2 separate regions of the Mus musculus genome follow, and region 1 is linked to region 2. The links are chromatin loops, found by intact Hi-C in ENCODE. Cell type or tissue: left cerebral cortex. All regions are shown on one strand. Each heading gives the region's core, and the rest is flanking DNA. Links, peaks and the distances in the headings are about the cores only. Region 1 overlaps Sf3b1 (splicing factor 3b, subunit 1). Region 2 overlaps Pgap1 (post-GPI attachment to proteins 1).

What was found. Hi-C counts contacts between places; a loop is a spot of excess contacts. Peaks named below come from ENCODE experiments on the same cell type or tissue, not always from the same donor. Only the 100,000 strongest peaks of a DNase experiment are listed, where the experiment ranks them.
Region 1: a loop joins it to region 2, with 2.9 times the contacts of the local background. A loop is called at or near these places in 6 of 42 quality-filtered maps.

Annotation. Positions count from the first base shown.
Region 1 is chr1:54,995,454-55,008,135 of GRCm38, forward strand. It overlaps Sf3b1 (splicing factor 3b, subunit 1), which reads right to left. Exons shown (of 25, transcript NM_031179.2): 7 at 12,027-12,264; 8 at 10,718-10,930; 9 at 10,349-10,470; 10 at 7,840-8,037; 11 at 7,651-7,752; 12 at 5,930-6,109; 13 at 5,559-5,645; 14 at 5,191-5,461; 15 at 4,789-4,934; 16 at 4,562-4,708; 17 at 4,174-4,299; 18 at 2,585-2,806; 19 at 1,559-1,741; 20 at 1,364-1,475; 1 more. Among named protein-coding and RNA genes, the nearest start is that of Sf3b1, 26 kb to the right of the region's middle. In left cerebral cortex, for the core only: no CTCF peak of the experiment used is centred there; no DNase peak of the experiment used is centred there.
Region 2 is chr1:54,530,984-54,543,665 of GRCm38, forward strand. Pgap1 (post-GPI attachment to proteins 1) reads right to left here. Exons shown (of 27, transcript NM_001163314.2): 4 at 12,055-12,226; 5 at 4,972-5,129; 6 at 2,436-2,488; 7 at 1,039-1,105. It overlaps Gm51623 (a long non-coding RNA gene), which reads left to right. Exons shown (of 4, transcript XR_003947821.1): 2 at 3,419-3,667; 3 at 4,054-4,182; 4 at 8,358-8,979. Among named protein-coding and RNA genes, the nearest start is that of Gm51623, 18 kb to the left of the region's middle. In left cerebral cortex, for the core only: no CTCF peak of the experiment used is centred there; no DNase peak of the experiment used is centred there.

The sequences.
Region 1 (12,682 bases), core at 2,488-10,487, 470 kb after region 2:
GATCTTTAATTGGTGGTGTCATCTTATGCATACCTATTTGACAGAAATCAAGGAACTATTAAAACCTGAACTGCAACTTTTCTTTTTTCTTTTTACAGTACAGTAAAAATAAGTTATAAGCTACCAGTGGATAGTGGATAAAGACCCCAGATTCTAATTACAATTTTTTAAAACTATTAACAGCTCCTTGTTACATTTAGAAATCAAAGAAATCAGTGAAGGGATTTTTAAAACAAAAACAAAAAAAAAAAAGAGGGTTATGCAGTAACAAAAAGATTTTATTTGCTTTTGAAATGTTATTAGTACACTGACATTTAAATATGGGGACAGCCTATGTTGTGGCCAAACACAACAATATAAGCCAAAGCTAGGTCAGATCAAATCAGTACGGGTCCCTATAACTGAAAAACAAATCAGACCTCTAGTCTCCATGAAATTACCTATGAAGAGAGAAAAAGAGACAGCTAGCAAGGGCTCTTGATCTAACTAGAATTACTAGAAGCTCTGATTCTCCACTGCTTTTCTCATGTTTGTCAGATTAACCATATGGTTTACAACTCTGGCAAACCAGAGAATCACAAGTGGCTAAAAGACTGTTGGCAAGTCATTATCTGTACATATCTGAGCTAAAAGAGTATTCTGCTAAAGCTCTAAACTGCTCTATACTACTTACTCCTTTCCCCAAAATGGGAAGAACAGTGATTACCAACAGCCAGGTCCTATGAACTCTCAGCCTTTTCTAACCCTTTCACAGTCCTAAAGGAGTTACTTTCAACACTGTTTAAATACAATGAGATTTTGAACCCAGGAATCCTTTTGTTTGCTTCATCATAATTCCTTGAAAAAGAGTGACCATACCTGAGATTGTTGTGTTTTTAACTTATAGATAAAAGACGTGATAGTCTTTTTTTTTAACCAAGTCATCTTCTTTGAACTCATAGTATAAAAAAAATAAATAAATAAATCTCAACCAGTCAAAATACCTTACCATAGAAAGGAAATTTCTAAAACTAAATTACACCTTGAGGGTTGCTCCTTCCTCTTACAGAAGATGCTAGATTATTTTTCAGCTGATACACTAGTTCTATTAGAGCCCTCTCTTCCATTAACTCAAAACATTTTGGGCTGTTACTATTTCTGTACTTTAAATTTCTGTACTAAATTTCTCCTTTTTAACATTTTTAAGTAAAATATAAATAGATAATAGTAAGGGAGATTGGTTACATCTGACAATCCTAAAGTGCTCCAGAAAAGAAGATTAAAAAAAAAAAAAACAAACTCCTAAATACAACTTTACATCTTGCTTTCAAAATACAAAGAAAATTAAAAGGCCAAATTCTCACATGACCAGCAAATTCCATACCTATTACGTTTACAATAGCCTTCAGTGCTCCAAGAATGCTGCCCAATACTTCAGGGTACTCTTCACCCAAATATTCATACAGCACCACACCCAAGTGCCCCATCAGTTTTTCCTAAATAAAAGGAATGTTAAAAATGTTACTTTTTCCATTAAGATACCTGTTTTAAAAAATATACATCTGGTAGAATAGATTACCTCTTGACAAGTCTTCATAACAACAGCAGTTCGAGAAATCAAGTCAGCTGCTTGTTGCCTAACTTTTGCTGATTTGTTATTTAAACGCCATAAAACTGTACCACAGATCTGAGGCAAGTATGGTTTGACTCGTTTGCCAAGAGCATTAACTACTGTGCCAAAGCCATTCAACATTACTGAATCCTAAAAGAGAAAAGTTAAGTTATATTTAGAAAAACAAAAACAAATCACTAAAAATATATAATTTAGTTTTGACTGAAAGTTCATTGTTCAATAATATTCAATCTTTCCAACCACCCAAACATCCCATTTGTTTTTAAACCAAAAAATCTGAGGTAAAAAAACATGTTAAACTGAGGACAACTGGTCACTAAAATGTCTTTTAAGGGATATCTGCTTGGGCTGGAGAGATGGCTTAGCAGTTTAAGAGCACTGACTACTCTTCCAAAGGTCCTGAGTTCAAATCCCAGCAACCACATGGTGGCTCACAATCACCCGTAATGAGATCTGATGTCCTCTTCTGGTGTATCTGAAGCCAGCTACAGTGTACTTATGTATAATAATAAATAAATCTTTGGGCCATAGCAAGCAGGGCTGATCCAGTTCCCAGCAACGAGAGGATGGCTCACAACCATCTGTACAGACACAGTGTACTTATATACATAAAATAAATAAATAAATCTTTTAAAAAATATATAAAAGGGATATCTGCTTTTAAGAGTAGGTTTTCAAAAAATAAGAAATAAAAGTAGGTTTTCTACATAAATGAAAGTCAATGGCAATAAAAGTAGGTTTTCTACATAAATGAAAGTCAATGGCAATATGCCACAATAATCAAGTTTGTGACAGGCCAGGGTGATGGCTCGGCTGGTAAAGTGCCTGCTTCCAAGCCTCATGCCCATGCCCCAGGAGACAAGTGGTGATAGGAGACAACTGATCCCCAAAATCTCCTTCTAATTTTCACCCACACATATGCACACAAAATAAAATTTAAAAGCAAGGAAGAAGGTGGTTGGCTACCCTTACCTCTGTAGTCTGTTCTTGGAAAGCATAGAGAATACCATCAATCAGTTGTTCCTCAAGTTTATGGTCAATATCTGCTGCGCCTAGATTACCCATAATTTTCTCAATTGTTTCCATCACCATTTTCCTGTACTGCTCAGCTTCATCCTTCAGATCATCAACAATCCTAGATATGATCTCTGCTGCACCTACTTTGTTTGCCAACTCCACAGTTGTATCAACTAACTGAAAGACAAAAACAAAACTCTTTAAATCTATTACTTTTCCAAGGAAATAAAACATACTAAACTTTAATTGTGAGAGCACCTAGATATGGATCGTTCAAATTCCATGCCAGTCTGGATGGACAAGGCCCAAGGCAGCCCAAAACTTAAGATCCTATCTCCAAAACAAAAACAATTCTAAGTAAAACTATACTTAGGTTTCAGCTAGCTAAAGCTTCAATTTACCAGACAAAACCATCAGCTCATAGCTTAGTACTGTTGAGCTGGGAGGCTGAGGCAGAAAGACCAAGATTTTGAGACCAGCTTCAGCTACAAAGTAAAATTTTGTCTCAAAAGAAAAGAAACAAACAGGGCTGTAGGGAAGACTCAAAAGGTAAAAGGCACTTCCCAACAAATCTGATAACCTGAGTTTAATCTCCATGATCCATCTGGAAGAGGGAACTCTTGCCTGCTGCTCTCTTCACACATGCATGCCCTGAGGCACATATACAGACCAAGTAAGTAAGTGTAATTTAAACACAATACATATGCATATATACATACACACAGGGCCTGGGCTAGAAAACTGGGGATAGTGGTGGGGTTCCTTCCAGAAGACCCAAATTCAATTCCCAGGACCCACATGGTGGCTCATAACTGCAATTCCAATACAAGATCTGATGGCCTGGCCCCTTGCAGGCATGACACACACCAAATATAGTGCACAGATACATGTCCAAGCAAAATACTAATACACATAAAAAATAAACATTTAAGTTTTAAATACACTAGTTAATGGGAATTTCACATTAAATGTATGCTTTTAAAAGAAAAGGGGGGGGGGGCTGGTGAGATGGTTCAGTGGTTAAGAGCGTCGACTGCTCTTCCGAAGGTCCCGAGTTCAAATCCCAGCAACCACATGGTGGCTCACAACCATCCATAACGAAATCTGATGCCCTCTTCTGGAGTGTCTGAAGACAGCTACAGTGTACTTACATTAAATAAATAAATAAAATGAATAAATAAATCTGGAGGTAGGGGAGGGGAGGGGAGGGGAGGGGAAAAAAAAAAAAAGACACCCAAAAAGAGGCCAGGTGTGGCTGAGCACACCTTTAATTCCAGGACATAGAAGATGGCAGCAGCAGCAGATGGAGCAGTTTGAGGTCTGCAGAGTGATTTCTAGGCTACTTAGTGAGACCCTATCTCAGACAGACAGACCAAACAGAAAGAATGGACTTTAAAAATTCCATCTCTTGTCACAGTAAAGTACATACAAGTATAAATTTTAAGACAGTCAAAGCAAATTATAGCATGTAATATGCATTCTAAGTAGGTAAAGAATTAGTCAAAAAGATTTATGAGAATCAAAGTTTAGCAATAAAAGGTCACCTGTCGGTAATTTCTTCTATCCAAAGCCATTCTGTGTTGCCAAAAGTGTTTAAAGAAAGGTGGAAGAATCTCTGTTTTAATGTAGTTTGCTTCTACACCATCAGTTCCACAACACTGTTTCACCACCTATAAGGTTAATAAAAAAGAAATATATATATCAAATGCAGCACTGGCAAAACACAAAACAATCCAACACAGTTATGAGTAGGTACCAATACCTAATTTTCGTAATGCAATCCAAATTTTAGCAATGTATCTAACCATGTATCCAAGCTGTAATAACTTTTACAGTACAAAAATAGGTTTGATTTGTTTTTAATGTTATAAAGATCTCTCTGAACTTCCTAAAACATGCACATACCCACAAACTGAGCAACTAATTACTTACCTTCAAAACAATTTTCTTCATTTCTTCATCAGGAGACTGAAATTCTCGAATGAGGATTAACATCACTTCTCTAGTATAGTAGTTGGCATATTCTGCATCCATAAGAGGAATAAGATACCCAATAGCCTTCAAGAAAGCAGCCAGACCCTATTTAAAAATATATACGTTAGTAAATTAAGTTTCGGTTATCTTACTAGCAACAAAAACTGATCTAATGAGCGATTCACCTTTCCTCTGTGTTGGCGGATACCCTTCCATAGGGGCTTGAGCACAGAATCAAAAGACTCAATACCATAAGGAGTTGCTGCCTCAGCCAAAGCAGCAATGGCCAGAGCACTGATGGTCCGAACTTTCTGCTGCTCATCCACGAGACCTATACAATCAGACATGGTTATGAGTAGGTACCCACACCTAATTTTCATAATACAATCCAAATTTTAGCAATGTATCTAACCATGTATCCAAACTGCAATAATTTTTTTATAGTACATAAAATTTAGGCAATGGTAATTTGTTAACAGAAAATATTACAAACCCCATTTCAAAATTTGCGTGAGAAGTCTTTCATTTAATTACACATACACCTCTCCCCATCAGGACAGCTGATCTATAAAAGATACACCACTTACCATGTTCAATGATTTCAACCAAACTTCTGAGATGTGGCAAGATAGCACAGCCCATGAGAATGGCTATCTGTTGTACAATCTTAATACCAGTGTGCCTCGCTTGCCAAGACTTCTTGCTTTTGCACACAGCTTTTAAGAAAGGCAATAAAGAAGGGATGCCCAGGGCAGAGGCTACGACAGCAAAAGCTCTAGCTGTTGTGTTTCGGACATATTCATCCATGTTATCTATATCAGGTCTCATGGTAGAAATCATAGTAGCCAGACCAGCAGCCTAAAGAGAAAAGTGACAACAGCCACTTAAGTTAGTACCATTAATCCTCAACCCATCAAAAGACAAACTTCCTTTTCTAGGAATTTAATGTGAATACCTTTGCCAAATTAGAAATAATCTCTCGGCCTTCCACTCTAGCATAGTAATCTTCATCAATCAACAGTGGCTCGATAACCACAAGAATCTGAAAGAATTAAAAAAAAAAAAAAAAAAAAAAAAGAGGAATTACATACATTTCCACATCAATTTATCAAAGACATTTGTTAATTAAGGGATAGGTTAAACAATTTTAATTCCCTGGCAGTAATTGCACATTCCTTCAAGGGCAGCCTGGACTAAGTTCCAGGTCAGCCAGGGCTACATATACACACAAAGGAAAGTAACAACTTCCAGATTCCACACAGTGGAAAAATAGAACCAGAAAAATAAAAGTTAAACCATTAAACACTACTTCGAGAACAAACCAACCTTGTGCACATACGGCCGCACCAAGTCATCAAGTTTATACAATATTCTATCAATAACTTTCACAAGTAAATGTCGCTCTTGATCCTCAAGTGTAGGGGACATCAACAGAGGAAGAATCTGGTTAAACAGTGGTCCAGCTCCAAATTCTCGAGCTTTATCAGTAATCTGACGTAAGGCAGCCTGAGGAAAATCAGAGAAATGAGAAAAGTTATTTTTTTATGAGCAAACATTCCAAAGTGGCAATTTGCACCAGGAATAATATACTGTATACTTTTATAGACAATTTACATAAAGTAGTCTGAATTTGTTTCTGTCGAAATTGTTTTGATATTCAAACTCTTATCTAAGTTCAACATTAGCAACTCATTTTAAAAGGGCAATTCATTTAGTGGCAGGTGAGGGCTTAGAGGTAACGGTGCATATACCACCAAGCCTAATAATGACTCTATTGCAACTCTGAGATCCAGACAACAAAAGGAGAGAACCAACTTCCAAAAGCTGTCCTCTGAACTCCATGTTTATCCTGGAGCATGACCTACCTGTCCACTTGCACACATATCCTTGCACCATGCATGCACACATGCATGTGTGTAACAAATAAATAGATGAGCATAAAAGAAAAAAGGGTAACTTAAGAGGGCTAGCAAGACTCCTTCCTCAGTGGGTAAAAGGTACTGGCAGGTCACCAAGCCTGATGATCAACTGAGTTTAATCCTCACAACCCAGACAGCAGAAGGAAAGAACTGATCCTGCAAGTTATCCTGACCTTCCACTTGTGCTCCATGTGCACATGCCCATAAATAAGATGGTTTTTAAAAAAAAAAAAGAAAAAAAGGATAATTTGATAATTTAGTAGAGCTTTGGAGCCATGTGCCATATGCCTTAGTTCTGCTTGAACAACCTTCTATGTTCAAGTCATATTTGATGCTAATATAGGAAGTCATATTATATTCCACAAAATACCTCTAGGTTTTAAACACTTTAAAGCTGTCAAGGAGAAAAAGAATTTAGCCTTCTCATATCCTTATCAGAACAAAAATCCTTTGATTAGAAGAATTAAATTCATTGAGCCGGGAGCATAAGACTGTAATCCCAAGCAGCTAGTCCAGAATAAGAGGATCCAAAGCTCAAGCCCTGCCTGAACAAGCTTATGGCCAAGCTAAGCAACTTATCAGAAACCATATACAAAGTTAACAGAACCAAGGCAGAAGAGTGTCATGTCTTATTCTGCTAACTCCATCACTTAGGTAACTAGGTTTCAAAAAGACTTGCTATTGGTCTAAATCCAGCCTGGGCTACGAGTTTCAGGGCAGTCTGGGATAGTTCAAGAACCTATCTCATTCATAACCAACAAATATAATGAATATAACAAATCAAAAACCTAGAACTAGGAATCAGATGTGATACACAACTTCAATGTTTATTAAAGGGGATACATTATCTTTAATCTGAGCACTTGGGAACAAGGGGCAGGTGGATCTCTGTAGGTTCTAGGCCACCTGGTCTACCTATTATATATAGTAAATTACAAAACAAGTAGGACTATGTAGAGACCCTGTCTAAAAAAATAAAAAGCCAGGAAGTAGCAGTGCACACCTTTAATCCCAGCACTTGGGAGGCAGAGGCAGGCAGATCTCTGTGAATTTGAGGCCAGCCTGGTCTACAGAGTACCAGGACAGCCAGGGCTACCCTGTCTTGATAGAAAAATAAATAGAACTTACCTTTCTCATTGGAGGTGTACCATTCTTAATTTTTAAAAGCAACTTCATTATTTTTCTTTCTTTTTGTTCTTCTGGACTAAGTGTTGATTCATCTACATCAACCTACAATAAAATTTCAAAATAGATCAAATTTATGATTTGTAACTCCCAAACAAAGAGCAATACTTTAGTTTTGCTATCACCACTTACCAATAGTTTATCAAAGTACTGAATGTCATCAGGTTTTAAAAATGGAAGATTCCCAGATGGCTGGTCATTGACACTTTTCATAGTTCTGTCTTCAGTTTGCATGTGGAAACCAGTCATACCACCCAAAGGTGTAGGAGTTGCTGTCAGCTTTCGAGCTGGAGTTCGAATAGGAACATAACCAGCTGGAGGGGGAAGTACCTAAGAGAGTTATAAACATGTTAGTATAACGCCCTTGGCTTCATATACTCTTAAGACAACAGAATGAGTAGCATCTGCACTTAAGAGATTTTACAATGTATTAGCTAGCAAGTTTACCTGAAGAAAATATATCCCACTATGCAATGTTACCTAAAAGTTAAGATTATTATAGAAAATATTATTTGCTAATTAAAATTTAAGTGGAAAAGAAGAAAATATATGAAGCACTCTTTAAAAGATTCTCATCACCTTAACATGCTTGAAATATCATGTTGTCAAGCCAACATGTCAAACTAACAAAACTGGAAAATTTAAAACCCGATTCAGTGATTTCCTAAAAGACACTGTTAGAAATTCTACAATTACTCATTTCAGCGGAAATGAATATATGGTTTATGTAATAGATTAAAAAGATCATGCATATTACCATTTACATAAAGACCTAAATACTATAAAACATTTTTTAAGATTAAACTCTACAGATTTGACTTAAATACATGAGAGTAAAATTAAAGTATCTGTCAAGACACTTGGAAAGAAACACCAAATTAAACCCATTGCAAAAAAGAAAGTCTTAAAAATATGAGTTTAAAGCTGTAAGATTCTTTTTGTTGTTGTTGCTAATTACACTTTCTTGTTAGGTCAATAAAGACTAACACAGGTCCTCTCCAAACATCCTTAGTTGTCATATCTAAAAATGTCAATGATAGATATTTCAGTCCATGGGCAGCATGGACTATTGACTAAAAAAGAATTTATTCGCTGAGTCTTACAGTATGTCAAACACATTGCTGTCACTCTACATTTAGGACCTAAAGGTGTATTTAAGATTTTAATTAGTAAACTCACAAAAGAACAAATGTTCCTCCTATTGGTATTAAGGAACCCAAGGACTATAATTGAGAAATATATTTATTAGATTGTCCACATACAAAATATTACAAGGAGGCTATAGGTGGTTTGGTTTTTAAAGTTTTGCTGATTAATAGTGGTTAATCAAATCCTTGCCCTCCTGGGCAAATACTCTAGCACTAAGCAATACGACATGTGCATCTAAAGCAAATAATCTAATACTAGCTTAAGTGCAACGGGGGTAGCACACAAATCAGCACATTGTTTTGACAAAGTCAACAGAAAGGCTCTCTAAAGGCCATTCCTTGTAAGCCTGAGGTCTTGATCCGGACTCTAGCTATCATCACAGACAGCTCTTTGCCAACAAGTAGTTCCATGATAATAGGTACTTAGTTCAAAATAAACTTCAATAAACCCAAACTACAGAGTAAGGTCCTGTTGTAAAATAAAACAAAAAATAAATTTCAAATTATTGATAAAACATTCTTTGTGTCACCATCAATCTATGTCATTTAGAGACAAAGTTTTATTGAACTAACAAATAAAACCGGCATGTTATCTGAGCTCAGTCCCACAAAACTAATTTAGAGGTTCTCTAAGCACTGTCTGTGGACCTCCAGAAGCCCTTAAGATGCCTCACAGAAAGAGTAATAAATGCCAGTAGCGGTAGCATACCCTTCAAGACTCTATGCCTTTAAAGTCACCTGGTCTGTCTGTACCTTGAACTGCAGGCCAGCCATGGTTACATAGTGAGACACTGTCTCAAAAAGTAATGAGCTTTTGTTGTTTTCTCAAAGCAGATATTAGAAAAATGGCTCCGTGATTTAAAGCACTTGCACCTCAAAATGAGATCCCAGTGCTCACAGCTGCCTATAATTCTACTGGAAGGTTATACTCGCTTCTGCAGAAACCTGCACGTATTCATGCATATAATTAAAAATAAAATAGTGTTTTTAGACAGTTTTTAATTGTGTATATATGTGTGCCTGAATATAACTTTGTACACTTGAAGACAGAGCCTGGAAGGCCAGCACAAGACCTCAGGTTTCCAAGAGATCATTGCTGCTCTTTAAAGGCAATACATGTTCTTAACCACTGAGCCATTTCTCCAGCCCCCAAAATAAAAGTTTCTGCTGGGAGGGGTTTGAGGCAGAGTATCTTTTTGTAGCCCTGGATGGCCTAAAACTTGTTATCTGGACCAAACTGACCTCAAACTCAAGAGATCCGCCTACTTCTGACTCCCACCAATCATTAGGATTGCCAAAGTAATAAAAGCTCCATGTTACTTATTTCATCTCTATTACTTTTTCAAACTGAAATGCACTTACTAATACCTAAAAATATGAAATTAGTAAATTTCAGAAAGGCCAATGCTAATTTACCAGGCAACTTTTTTAACTAAATATTTAAAACTCATATCCTCAATACAACATAGTCATCATATATTCACTGCTAGTACCTTATATCCTTCTGGGAACATAGCATCTAATTCTTCATCAGAAAGTGGGCGGTTTCGTTCATCAATTTCTCTCTCCCACCGCCACGCCTGAAGCTGTTCAGGTGTCATGCTCATTATGTGACCTACCAAAAAAGCAAAATTGTTAATGACCAACAGTGTAAGACTTAGGCCCTTCAGATACAAAATAGTTAACATCAGTCCGTATCAGAGTTGTTTTTACATTGCAAATGCAAATCAAGGCAGTTATATATTTATATTTACATTCTTAATAGAAAAGCTAGCATTAGTGGAACCCAGAAAAAAAAAAAAAAAAACAGCAAAAAAAATTAAAATAGCTGTAAGAGAAAGAATGATGAAAAAAATTTGTACCTGGAGTCGGGGTAGCCATGTTCATGGCTGGTGTGCCAATTGGTGTTTTTCCTGGAGTCAGAACAGGAGTGCTTCCACCCATTTGACTCGCCGGCGTTTCATCCCAACGAGACTTTCTTTTACTTGCTCCAGGAGTTGGTGTTTCACCAATAGAGTCTCCACCTCGATCTGTTCGAGGAGTCTCAGCCCATCCACTTCCATGCCCAGGAGTATCTTGAAAGACAAAGGATCAGTAAAACCACACTATTAACACTCTTAAAATGCTGCTTCCCCTACATGCAATTCGATTAAGTTCAAAAGGAGTATATTTCTAAAACAAGATCCAGTTAAAGTTTTGCCCAGTATTTGTTTCCTTTTCACTGACTACAAAGCCACAGATATGAACTAATGAGAAACAGAAAAACAAAACTTTCTTCATCCACACCTCACTGTTCATCTTGAGCCATGTTCCAGCTATTTTCACTATATAGCAAACACTAGATTTAGGCAAATTTCTGAGAGAGATATAAAATATAGCCTGGCAGAAGCCAGAAAGTAATGGGAGAAAGGAAAATCTGTATCTAAAGAATGCAGTATGTTTGGATCACTGAAAAAAACATAGAAGTGAATAGCAGTCAAAGTCATAACTGTGCAACTCTGGAAATATTCTTAAAGCCACTAAATTGTGCACATTAAAAATGGTTAAAACGGGTGCATTTAAACACACACACACACACACACAGCGTACTCACAGGAGGCTGAGGAAAGAAAGAAGGCTAATAGTATCCACAACAATTTTTTTTAAGTTTAAAAAAAAAAAAGATTCTTCCTAAAACCTTCAGCCTCTTCAAAAGAGGGGAAATTAATTGAGTACAATATTACCTAAGTTTTTTAAATTTTAATTTAAACAAAGTTGAAGTGTGTTGCCTTTCTTTACTGTGTATGTTGGGGAGCACATGCCATGATACACATGTGGAGGTTAGAGGTTACCTGTGGAGCTGGTGTCTCCTTCTACCATGTGGGTCCCAGGGATCATACCCTGGTCCTCCAGTTTGGTTGGTGGCAAGAGCCTTTACCTCTGAGCCACGTCACCAGTCCAAAGTCGAAAGGTTATTAAGAAAGGTTCTAACAGATTTCAGCTTGGGTACTGAGACAAACAGTACAAGAAAAACAAGTTTTATAAACTTGGTAGGTTTAGGCACATCCACATCAGCTGGTTATTTATAGAAATCTATATTTATACTAGGAAATAAGGACCTCAGTCTGAAGACAAAATGCTGGAGTCAACACCTCATCCACACACTCATCTACACTGCACTAAAGTACCTACCTCTTTCTGTTTTGGGGGTCTCATCCCATCTGTTTTTACGAGCACTGGAAGTTGCACCACCATGGCCCGGGGTTGCATGGCCTGGTGTGTCGCCTCGCCCAGGAGTAGCAGCTCCCGCAGGTGTATGACTCGGTGTAGGGTCCCATATTTTTGAGCCTGGGGTTGCGCCAGGTGTTTCACTTCCTTTTGCACGACCCGGTGTCTCATCCCATCTTAAAGATGGGGTATGCCCAGGGGTCTGTACAAAGCAAAGGAATTTTGTTTCACATACCTATACACCTTAGAGATATAACTACAAATTTTCTATTGCACAAAAAAAAAAACAAAACAATAAATGTATCTTTCAGTGGAAGTTAGATATCATTTTGCTTACTGATTTGCAAATGCTTATGATGAAAACAAATTTACAGCTTTCATTTGGAACTGAACAATGTAAAAAGCACTAGATTAAAACACAAGGCTAGAGATGGCTCAACAGTTAAGAGCACTGGCTGCTCTTCCAAAGGACCCTGTTCAATTCCTAGCACCCACACAGTGACTTACAACTATCTGTAACTGCAATTCCATGAGAGTCAATACCCTAATACAGACATAAATGCAGATGAAAAAAATGCAAATTAAAATAAATAGAATTTTAAAGATACACAAAACATTCT
Region 2 (12,682 bases), core at 1,806-9,805:
TAGATCATTTACATCATGACAATTTGATGAAGCATTTGAGTAAGACTCAATATTTACTCTTCCTGAGCCAGGCACGGTTCTAAAACAATACACTATTAACTCTAATCCTCAGAAAAATTAAAAAAAAAAAACAAACAAAAAACAAAACTAAGGCACAGAGAAATAATCTGTTTAAACTCACTCAACTATTAAGATTTGGGGCTATAATGCTCTGTTATAATGAAAACAGACTATCTCAAACACTAATGTTTTCTCCAGGAGGAAGAAGCCAGAGCCACAGCTCTTAAAACCATTCCCATGGAACAAAGATGCACTGCAAAATGACCCGAGGGAAGGCAGTTTAAGATGAGTCATATCAGCTTGTTCCTAACTCACAGAAGACCTGGAAGCTAATGAACACAGGCCTGTTAATGAAGCTGAAACGATTGCTACCACAACCCACCCAGCAGTCGTTAAGGAAGTGACAAAGTAGAGTGATGTTCTGTTCAGGGCATGGTGATTTCTGTGCTTGCTAACCGAACAACTGGAAACCAGGTCTGAAGAATTGATATACGAGGTCTCATTACAGCAATGACTCGACCTGGACAGTACACAGGTAAATCTCTGGTGAGCGTGAGTTCCTGAATGACTGTACATTTTGATCTTACTAATATGCTAAACTTTAAAACATGGTTCAAGGGAACCTAGTAAGAAAGATTATGATGTTCAAAATGCATTACTAAGAAAAAATATTAGTCTGTAATAAATATTTCCCATAAATTAAAAATAAAAGCCGGAGAAATATATATCAAACTCTGAACTGCTCAAAGAACTGATGGCAGAGTTAAAGGACCCTTTGCTCTTTAGTTTCACCACTTCCTGAACTAATGGTTTATATAGCACACCAGAAGATGCAAAGATATTTCCATTTCAGAACTTATTTAAGTTGATAGAAGGTCCAGGTTTCTCTTAGTATCCATTTTGAAATGAATTAAATCTATTAGTGCTAACAAAAGCCTTCACTTTGCTAAAACAAGCTTTCAGTTTAACAGTGCATACTTGTTTGGTATCGGCATCAATAAGATCAAAGAACGCTCGAATTGTAGTCAACTGCAATTGTTTACACCTAAAAAATAAAGGAAGCACATAAAATCTTCTTAAAACACATACTTTTTTTAAAAATTGAAATTGTTGTCATTTATTAAATCAAATTTATTTATTAATCATTTATTTATTAAAATAAAATATGTTAGAAATGATCATACTCTATTCTTTGAAAATTTCTTATCTTGATCATATCATCTACCCCTTGCTTCCTCCCCAACCCATCCCACATCTCCCACACCACACCTCCTTTCCAACTTCATGTCCTCCTCTTAAATTTAATTCACTTTTTAACTCGCTAATTCCAGCTAGTCCCACCCATATATGCATGAGTGTGGGGTAATCCATAAGGGAATGAGGACTCTACCAAACATACCTCCCCCACTCCCACAAGCTGACAACTGTCAGTTTTGATTCAGATATGCACAATTCTATTAGTTAATGGAGTGCATTATATTTCTTTAATGCTGTACACTAAAAAGGTTTCCAGCAGATCATTCTTACTAAGTGTATGTATTAAGGTTGAAACATAGAAAAGCAAAGCAAATGAAATCTTTCTGGGTATGATAGTAGAACAGCCTTTCTGCTGCCCATGTAACTTCCATACATTATATCTGCTTCCCCCTACATGCCTGAACTATGTGGATCTGGAAGACACTGTGGCTTGTACAGGCAGATGAAGGTAGGATAAAAGAATGTTTTTAAAAGATCTATTTATTTTATGCATACGAGTACACTGTAGCTGTCTTCAGACACACCAGAAGAGGGCATCTGATTCCATTACAGAAGGGTATGAGCCATGAAGTGGTTGCTGGGAAATGAACTCAGAACCTCTGGAAAAGCAGCCAGTGCTCTTAACCAGTTATCTCTCCAGCCCGAATAAAAGAATCTTAAAGCCAGAACCCAAGGAGCTAGACATAAGAGCCTTTGCTTTTCTTGATCCATATGTAATCTCTTATGTTTCTATATATTAAGTATAGATCTAGTTCTAACTGGTTTCCATTGCTGCTCCCTAGCAGCCATCACCACATTAGCTGTATCTGGGTGCAGTGACTGGCCAGGGGCTCAGAAGTTCGGTCCTCTGCAGGCACATCTGACTGCCCAGCTACGGCAAACCCTAAATTTAGTATTTGATGCTGAAGACAGAGTGATCTAGCTTCTTCAGAAGATGTTACAGGTTGTCAAGGAAACCATGGTCAAACAAACAAGAACCAAGTTTTGAGTTTTCAACCCAGTTCATCCTTCACTTTTGGACTTATTTATGGGTCAAATTCTATGAAAGATAGCAAACCGATTACTGCATCAGTGAGAAAGAAGCACTATAAAAATCAACAGTGTAATATGTAACTTACCACACGATGGAGAGGTGGTCTGTTGAGACCCAGGTCTTAGGCACTGCTGAGCTCTAAGGGGAAAAGGAGAAGAATTAAACTCAAGCACATCTACCATTTCCTATTGCTGGATTTTTCAGACTAATATTTAGAAACACATAATGTTAACTTTACTGTATTGTTTAATTCTTTGAATAAACTTATTACTTTTTACAAAAGATGATCCAAGTATATTATTTCCTATATAATGTAACTAACATCATTTCTGGTTCTCACAAGCTTCTATTACTTTTTTAAAACGAACATTAACACAGATCCTATGCTAAAGTTTAACATTTAACACAATTTAAAAACACAATTATAAAGTTGACCTTAACATTCCTTTAATAAGGAATCTTATTAGAGAATCTTATTAAATGCCACAGCTTTCTTACATAAAGATCTTTTTTTACTTTTACATAAATGCAAAAGGGACTGGGAAGGGGAGGCACTTGGGATGTAAATACATAAATAAATTTTTTCAAAAGTTCCAATAGATATTTCAGGATTTTAGTTTTGAGTAAACTACTACTTGGTTTATTCTAAGATGAGATTTTATAATCAGGAGTGTGCCTAATATTTATTAGCATATACTAACAACACAAAGTAAGGAGATTATGACATTTCCATACATTAACATAATATGTATTGTTCATACATATTATGATGATCAGTACATATTATGTACTGGTCTCTCTAACTCTGCACTCTATAACTCTTATTCCTCCCCACCCCTTTTATAAATTTATGGGTACTTTATATATTTGGGGACTACTGCTGATAAATTACTAAAAATCCTGACAATCAGAGTTCTCTTTGGTTCTAAGATTTAAATAGCTACCGAGCAGAGAAACAGCTCAGCTACTAGCAGGCAGCATTTACCATTATCAAGAACATAAAAGTGCTTTATTTTCTTTGACTTTATAAAGGCAACACACAAACACTAACCCTCCCTTCCTCTACAGCTCAAAGAACACTGCACAGGAAGGGCAGAAAGAACTGGGAGCCCACGACAAGGAGAACAGCTGTGAAAAGCCATCTTCTACGAAGTCAAGCCACTGCAAGCATGAGCCCACATTAGCCGCAGTTACTAGCATGCGGCCATACAAGAACTGCCCTGTCAGCAGGTCATTTATGGATGGAGGAGTCGCTCGTGAGGCCCTACTGTTGCATTATTGGCTACTGGCAGATGCTGAGCAGTTGTAGACCTACAGGTAAGGGATCATCAGGCTATTGGCAGATGCTGAGCAGTTGTAGATCCTACAGGTAAGGGATCATCAGGCTCCAAAGGATAGATCTACACTCATGGTCACACAGATAGCCCTGGTTAAACTCAGTGCGTCACAAATCAAAACACATGTGACTATGCGATCGATTTGTAAAGAAGGAGGTTGGCAGGGTGGGAGGGAGGTAAGAGGAATTGGAGAGTAATCAGAATATATTATATTTTTAATGCAATTGTCAGAGAACAAATGTAACTAATAAAAATAAATACATTTTATAAGAGTGGTTGCTCATGGAACCATTAACTGTCCACTAAAAGTCACTCATTCTTTACAACAGACAGCATGGCTAACTCCCTTGGCCTCTCTTGTTTTAGGAAGTAGCCGATTTCCTCTAATGAAAAGAAGTAATGGGTGCCTTTTCAACCCTGTGCTCTACCCGATTCTGATTTCTTATCAGCTGAACTAGTGGTCACTAAGATGAACTTGAAAGTAAAGTATTCCAGGTGGGTGTCTGGCATCAGCCCAGGTCCTGTATCAGAAATCACTCACTGACCTTCACAGTAAAACTCCATTTATATTTAAGATACTGTTACTTATATAGGAATATACTATAGCAATTTAACCTATGCTACAAACACAATTATGGTTGTAAACTCATCAATTTTCTAGACCCAATGAACATAAATCTAACTTAACTGCCGAGATAAACATTGAAAAACTGTTACTTCTTAATTGACTTTAATAGCACACATAAAAATGTGAAAAATTATAAACTACTTGAGAGTTAAAAGAGAAGAGTCCTAGCTGCATATGTAGCAGAAGATGGCCTAGTCAGCCATCACTGGGAAGAGAGGCCCCTTGGTATTGCAAACTTTATATGTCCCAGTACAGGGGAATGCCAGGGCCAAGAAGCAGGAGTGGGTGGGTAGGGGAGCAGGGCTGGGGGAGGGTATAGGGGACTTTCGGGATAGCATTTGAAATGTATATAAAGAAAATATCTAATAAAAAAAAAGAGAAGAGGTAAGTTCTACTATAGACAGTGTGGAAAAATTCTGTAAGTAAAATATTTTCATCAGAGATATATAAATATTGGCAGCAACACACTACCAAATGGATTAGAGAAAAAAGGAAACAAACACACACACACACACACACACAATGCATGTACACACACACACACTCACACACAAGGTCTGCTACTGACACTCATTTACCAGCAGGTATATACTATTTCCCTTTTGATGTTCCATTGTGTCTACTATATTACTATGTAGAATCTTTAAAATAATTACCACAACAGATAAGGCACTGGTGTAATGGCTCAATTTTGGTAGAAAAGTCAGTCCTGAACGAACTTGGTAATCCCGGAATCCTCCAGCCACAGAAAGTGTAGTCAAATTTATGTGCCGAGCATTTAAAATCCAATAGTTGTTTACATTCATATAAAACTCTGGAAGGAAATAAAAAAGAAATTCTGAAAAACAAGCCATTTCATGCAACAATGCTTATAATGCTAATATTTACCTGCATTTTTGCTTAAGCTATTTGGTCTATAAATAATGCTATTCCCATTTCCCTATTTTGAGAAATTTGCATATTCCCCCATGTTTGCAATCACAGTACAAATACTGAGACTTACTAAATGTGTCAGTAGAGAAAAAGGCCAAATTGTACCTTTCATTAAGTTCACACACAAACAGAGCTCTGTACCAAACAAGAATGATGCTCCACAAAACATGGCAAAGAAACTCTCATCTTCTTTCAAAGACCACATAGACTTTGCTAAGGAGTTGTAGACATTAGTGTCTTATATCCTGTGTTCAATCCCATCATGTTGTATATATTAAATACATGCATTTTTGTATATAAAGTGCCCTCAATAAAATGGTCTTCAAAAAAGACACATACACTTTCCCATGTCACAAAAGTGTTCCAGTTTTTGAAGGCTTAGCTACTCTGCTTTGGATAACCATTACCGCACGTTATTATTTAAGTTCCTACAACGACCAGGGCTGTACCATAATAATTTTAGGATTACACTTCTGAAGAAAAGCTCATGCTTAGGATTTTACCTATTAAATTTAGCAGTAAATTTAAAGTGGTAAGTTTCCAGGCAATCTTTCACTTCATGTATGAAAAGTAAGAAAAACGTAATGTTGATTACTCAGCTGAGACCAGAACAAAGGAAATCTCATTTCTTCTCAGCATCAAAACTTAATGCTTTGTGTTCCTCCATCAGACCCCATGCATGGCAATAAACATTTGCTCTACAAAGTTCTCAAGATCTCAGCACTAGGCACTTGAGGCATTAGCAAGTGTACCAAGATCAGACACATCGAGAGCCTTGGACAATTATCAATGGGGCTAAAAAATATTAAAGTAAAAAACAGGTGCAAAACTACTAAATTAAGTATTTTCTATTCTTTTCTTGACAAACTATTGAGAGAACTTAGTAAGCAGAGTTAAAGTTAAGGATTCTCAGAGACTTCAAAGCCACACACCGGATTATGAAAACACAGAAGAGAAGATCTCTGGTCTACTGCTGTATCTCCTCTCTCCTCCCAATCTAATTTTACCCCCCATCTCAGGAACCCTGTATGAAAGTCCAAGCTCCACTGAAGAGCCACACCCTGGCCGCAGTTCAATTTAGATTTGTGCATACCTGCTTTAGAACAAAGACATATAAGAGGCACACACAGGCCCTGGAAAGAGCCTGGGGGATATGAGTAAGAAAAACTGAGCTGGGCAGGAACTGCAAACGTGTAAACCCAGCACTGGGGAGGCAGGAGGATCCGGAGTTCAAGGACAGCTCCAGCTATAGTAAGTTTAGTTTAGTAAGTGGGCTACATGATCACACTCCAAAAGAAAATAACTGAGCAATCTCAGAGTTTAGTTTCCTGAATCATGGTCTGAGCATAAGAGCGTGAACCACAGGGAGATAAGCTGTTCAGGATACGCATCCCTCTTACCCTGTGAGAAGGCTATGGTCAGAGATGACCCTCTAAGGTCTGGCCCAGTGCAGGACCTCTTTCCTTTTTTTAAAGGTAGTATTTCTACCAAGTATAAACCGGGAATCTGTTAAAAGTTATCTATCTATCTATCTTATCTATCTTATCTATCTATCTATCTATCTATCTATCTATCTATCTATCTATCTATCTATCTATCTATCTATCTATCTATAGCACTGGGGGTATGGAGCACAGTCTGCAAGAAGGCCAGGAAGTCTGGTTCGTAGGCTCTCGGACACCAGGCGCCACTGGGTGCTGAGGAAGAGCTGAGAATAGAGTGGGGACCTGCGGGCAGGATCTAGCAGGGGCTGAGGGGGAAAAGAGGGAGGTCCGGCTGGCCCCATGGGGGGAAGTCCTTGGCTTGTCAGTGGGCAGCTGGCTTGGGCTTGGGTTAGCTTAGTTGTGGCTGGGAGTGTAGAGAGACCTTCTACGGGAGGTTAAATGGTGGCTCTAAAGGCAAAGGCCTCTATGGCTCCCCACAATGGATCCCAGTGAAAAGAGACAATCCATGGTTTTAAGGCATTTATTGTCATGGTGGAAAGTAGATGAGTAAAAATATACTGGCTTGTCAGGGCAGGCCTGAGATTAAATACCTTTTGCAGGGAGGAGTGTCTGGGAAGGAGAGTTTATTGGCTAAGTCCTCCAGGCCTTTAGGTGCCTCATTAAAATGGAGATCTATCTTGAGATCACAGGACACATCCCTGTGGAGGGCTTTGGGGCTTTGCCCTTATGTGACCGATGATCACAAATCTATGGAGGGCTGAAGCCTTATGCCAGCCAGGAGCCTGGTTCCTCTGGGAACAGGTAAAACACTTACCGTCCCTTCAAGGTCACTGGGGTTTCTAGCCTTAGCTCAACCAGGAACCAGGATATTTTTCACAATCTCATATTCACACACACACACACACACACGCACACACACACACACACACACACACACACACACATACACACACATACACACACACCACACACATCAAAAGCTTAAAACCCGTGACTACTTAAATATTTTTTCACTCTGATTCTGATTTAATGAAATAAGAAATCAGAAAGTAGGTTTCCTATAACTCAGGAAAAGCTCCCTAAGTTTAAGAATCACTCAGACTGGCAGTTTTAGAGGTGAACCATTGCTGTTCTTTAGAACAATGAGAACCTGGTGGTACTGAAAATACATTCTTCAGGGATGAGGATGCAGCTGAAGGGTGTACCATCTGTCGAGCAAATACAAGGGTCTAGTAGACAGTGAGCTCCCATTGCTGAAGAGGCCACGTGACTGAGTTCTAGAAGATGCTGAAATCACGCAGATACAGACCTGGGAGCTTCATCCCTAGCAGCTATCTAATAGTGCTAAGAGATGCTGTGCACCCTACCAAAGGGGGAAAGTAATTATCAATCGCACCCAGCTGTGAACCCTGAAAGTTACATCAATGCCCGGCCTGGAAAGACACGCCCACCTGCTGCAACAGTGGCAGGAACATCATGGGAGTAACCAATAACTTTCTGATCAAAATTAAGTCCTCCTCTACAAGAACACGTACCTTGCACCATTACTGGACTAGAAACCTATGGCTAGATACGTCATAGACCCTAGGGGAGTACCTACCATTATGCTGCTAAATGAACACAGGGTTAAACTGACTCTTTTTGACTTATTATTATACCTACAGATCCATGCACCTCTCAGCCTTCACCCTCAGAAGCTTCTGTGTGCAAGAGATGGTGGTTAACCCAGTGATCGGTAACTGGCCAAGGAGATGAGAAGAGTGGATTACAGAATTTCAGCCCTACAGGGAAGATATGTACTGCACCCTGTTTCCCATGGCTCAGGGATCATTGTAGAGGAGGGGGAAGAAAGAGTGTAATCACTGGAGGAAGTGGAAAACTGAAAGGAAGTGTTTGCTTGACACAGCAGGGCAGCTGCACTTCGGAATTTACAGTGGGTTTCAGTAGCAGCTTACAAAACCTGTGCAAGCCCATGCCAGACCAAATCCTAGCAAGGAGAGAAAACTTAGGCACACACCACCACACCAGATCACTAAGCTACTGGCAATTATTAGCTGCTGGGAGGAGAAATCATTTTTTCCCTAAAAGTGTAGCCTCGAGTGAACTGACCACTCTCCAATGCAAGGCCGTACGTCCAAGAATATTTGGGCAGCACAAATTGGTCTTGAAAAATTCACAAAAATGAAAGTCAAAATGGTGGGTAGGTAGAGAGTGGGGAAATGATCCGAGAAGTGTTGAGGGAAAAGAGTGAATATGATCAAAACTCTAAAAAAAAGAGAAAAAAAACTAAGAAAAAATAGTAAAATAAATTTAAAACAAAAGAATAAAAGAAAGAGGTTCAATCTTGAAAGATTAATTTTAAGTGTATTTGGAATCATTTTTAACTCAATGACATGGCTCATCAATATGTACTGTGCAAAATGTAATAGAAATGTTGCTAACATGTAATTTTCAGATTTTTATTCTTTTCCTAAACATACACTCATTCATGACTATTAGAAGCAATACAAAGGATTCGAACAATTTTAACAGCAACATTTCTTAATTTTATTATGGTACAGTTCTGACATGCTAAATTTCAAATAGGTAATTCTTAAAAGGCCAAGGATCGGTCCCAAAAATAACAAAGTTGAAGCTGTAGCACCTAAGAATAATTAAACACATACCACCCATGTTTAATGGCTGGAAAAAGAAAACCAATGGTATTTTCTATGATAAACCTAGATGGAAAGAGATTAGTGACACCGAGAATTGGAGGTGCTGATTTGCAGCTAAACTGTTTCACATTTCATTTAAGCCTGCACTTTCTCAGCATGCAAACTGGACTAATCCATTTTTCCAATATCCTTTTGGGCCCCCCAAAAGGAATTCTTTACCCCAATTCATCAATAAACACTTATAAGAGGACTGTTGTCTCATTCCCTTAAGTTGTGTTAATGGTTTGGTCACTTTATAAGTTATAGATATGTTGTCATTTTAGGGAATGATTACAAATAATGATGCTCATGGACAGAGAAAAAACAAAACAGGGAACTTAGCCTCAGAAATCTCTCTTTCCTCCTCCTCTTCCTCCTCCTCCTCCTCCTCCTCCTTACCCAGTGTCTCTCTCTCCCTCCCCCCCCCTTAGCTAAGGGGCAGGGGGTTGAAAGGAAAAACAGGGGATATAGTAATATTACAAACTAGACAAATACGGATGGATTATCTACTCTTAAACCAAAAAAAAAAAAAGAAGGTATAGTCATACTCTTACATTGGTACAGATTTTTATATTTTGATACAAAAATAAAGTTATATTTTGTTACACTGGTACAAAATTTAATATATTGGTATAGGTGTAAGGCATTCATTGGTATAAATATTTGTATATTAATACAAAAGTTAAGTATAATTTTGTTACAACATAATATATGTATGTTTCAACTCTTAAGACAGGCATTGTGCCTATGCAACTCACTTAAATATACAAGGTTTAGGGCTGGAGAGATTAAGAGCTCTGACTGCTCTTCAGGAGGTCTTGAGTTCAATTCCCAGCAACCACATGGTGGCTCACAACCATCTGTAATGGGATCCGGTGCCCTCTTCTGGTCTGTCTGAAGACAGCTACAGTGTACTCATAAAAATTAAACAAATAAATAAATCTTTAAAAAAAAATACAAGGTTTAGTCCCAGTCTTTTTAATAGCTGCTATTACAAACTGTTTAGGACAATTAAGTAATGCAAGTTAACAGTCAGTCAATCAAACTCATGGTTATGTTAAATTCTAGTCTGGATTATCACAGAAATATACACCCTGGGTTGTACAGATAACAGGTAGCTGGAAACACAACATTTGTTGATTCCGATATGCTATGAATAGATAAGTCTTCAAAAACCTCAGAGACTCACAGACTATGGATTTAAAGATGTTTTTATTAATTTAAGGCCTTTCTGACATTGAGACATGTCAGCTCTTGGCAGCACCCCATTCGATTAGGAAGAAGATGAGCATCAAAAGGCCTCCACATGGAATTGCTTCAACTGTGGCAAGCTAGCCACTGGGCACAGAAAATACCCTAACTTCATCTGCAGAAAGAATGCTGTCCAGAAAGGACAAACAGGGGTAGGGAAGTCAATCGCCAAGCTCTGCCAAGACAGGGTAAGCAATTACTGCTTCCTAATTCCTGCTTCACAAAGGTCTGTCAGATAGTGTGGGCCAAAAGGCTTAAAGATAGATGCTCCAGCATTATAGAGAATATGGGGGGACTATCTAAGTGTCAGCTGTCTCTGTCATTGCTTTATTTTTGGAAGCTGCATCCTGTGCTTCCTGAATACTCAGGTAGTATTTATCCCTTCTCGGGTCTCTGATGGGTTAAAGATTAGAAAGTCATAGTCTTACTAGAAGTTGTTTAGGATTTGAGAAGATGCTCTAGGTCTGTAAAGGTATTTAATAGGTTAGAAAATGATTTATGTACAGAACTCTGAAGTCACCAGGATATGATAGCTAATAGAATACTTTTTCCTGAGTTGTCAAATATAGACTAGAACTTTTCAATGTAACCCTTACCTAATAATTTTTATAATAATTTCATTATTGTTCCTACTATATATGGTTTATTATTTTTTAAGATTTATTTATTTAAAGTATGTAAGCACATTGTCACTCTCTTCAGACACACCAGAAGAAGGCATCTGATCCTATTACAGATAGTTGTGAGCCACCATGTGGTTGCTGGGAATTGAACTCAGGACCTCTGGAAGAACAGACAGTGCTCTAAATCTCTGAGCCATCTCTCCAGTCCCTGTTGTTTATTATTATAAGAGAAAGACCGTTTCTATTTAGACAAAAAGGGGAATTATTGAGGTTTGATCTTTTGCTATGTATTGTAATGCTAAATTCTGTACCAGAAGGTCTAGGCCTACAGTGAGTTCTTGAATTCTCTTTACAAGCTTTTGCTGTGCAAACCTTGTTCCTTGATTTAAAACTATTTGTTAAATAAAATTGGCTACATGCAATTACTAGAGGGATTAGAGATAGGTGGGTTTTGAATTACCTAGTTGGGGATAAGAAAAGAGAGAAGGAGGAAGAACAAAAGGAGAGGAGGAAGCTGCCATGAGGGGAGATACACCATGAGCACGTGGCCAGGAGAAACAGCAAGTATCTGGGGTACACTGCTGGGTAGGTAGACGGCCAGCAGTTAGAAAAGTAGATTAGAGGTTATCCTCCAGTAATTGTCAAATGCCAAAAATAAAAACAAAAACAAAAAAACAAACAAAACAAAACAACAACAACAACAACAACAACTCCTCTAATGGACATAGCTACAAAGACTTCCTAGCTTCACCCTGAGCAGTGAAGGTCGGTTTGAATGTCAGAGCACTTACCTGTAATGAAACGATCTAATGGCATCACAGGGGCCACATGAGGAGTAGCTTGTGTAACAAGAAGATTGATCAGATCTTGCTTAAAATTTTTCAGTGTAAGCAATGCTCTGGCAACAAGGCCACCCATTGAGTGACCAATTATTGCCACACTTGTAGGAGCAAATTCTTGACCCTGTTTTTAAACAAAGACAAATAAAATAAAATCACCATGATAAAATTCTTAGTATCCTGAGAAAACTATTTAGTACTTCTGTTTGCATATGAGCAACACAATACAATAGCAAAGATAAACCATAGGAGCACCCCTCAAAAGATAGAAAAATCCATCTTCATACAGTTCTAAACAATATGCTAATATTCTTTTATGGTATGCCTTAACATTAAAAAACAGGTTTTGGTTACAGTTTTCTGAACTAAAATTGGAATCCTTGAGTTAGTGAATCGTGTTTGTATTCATTTGTTAGGTTGCTTACAATCTGAGGTATGAGTATATTAAATAATATTAGAATATTAAAAACTCAAGCAACAGCACATGCTTGCTTACTTACAGCACTGTTATGCTTATTGCCCTGAGAGGCTCTATCCAGCAGCTGACCAAAACAGATGCAGACTTACAGCCAAACACTGC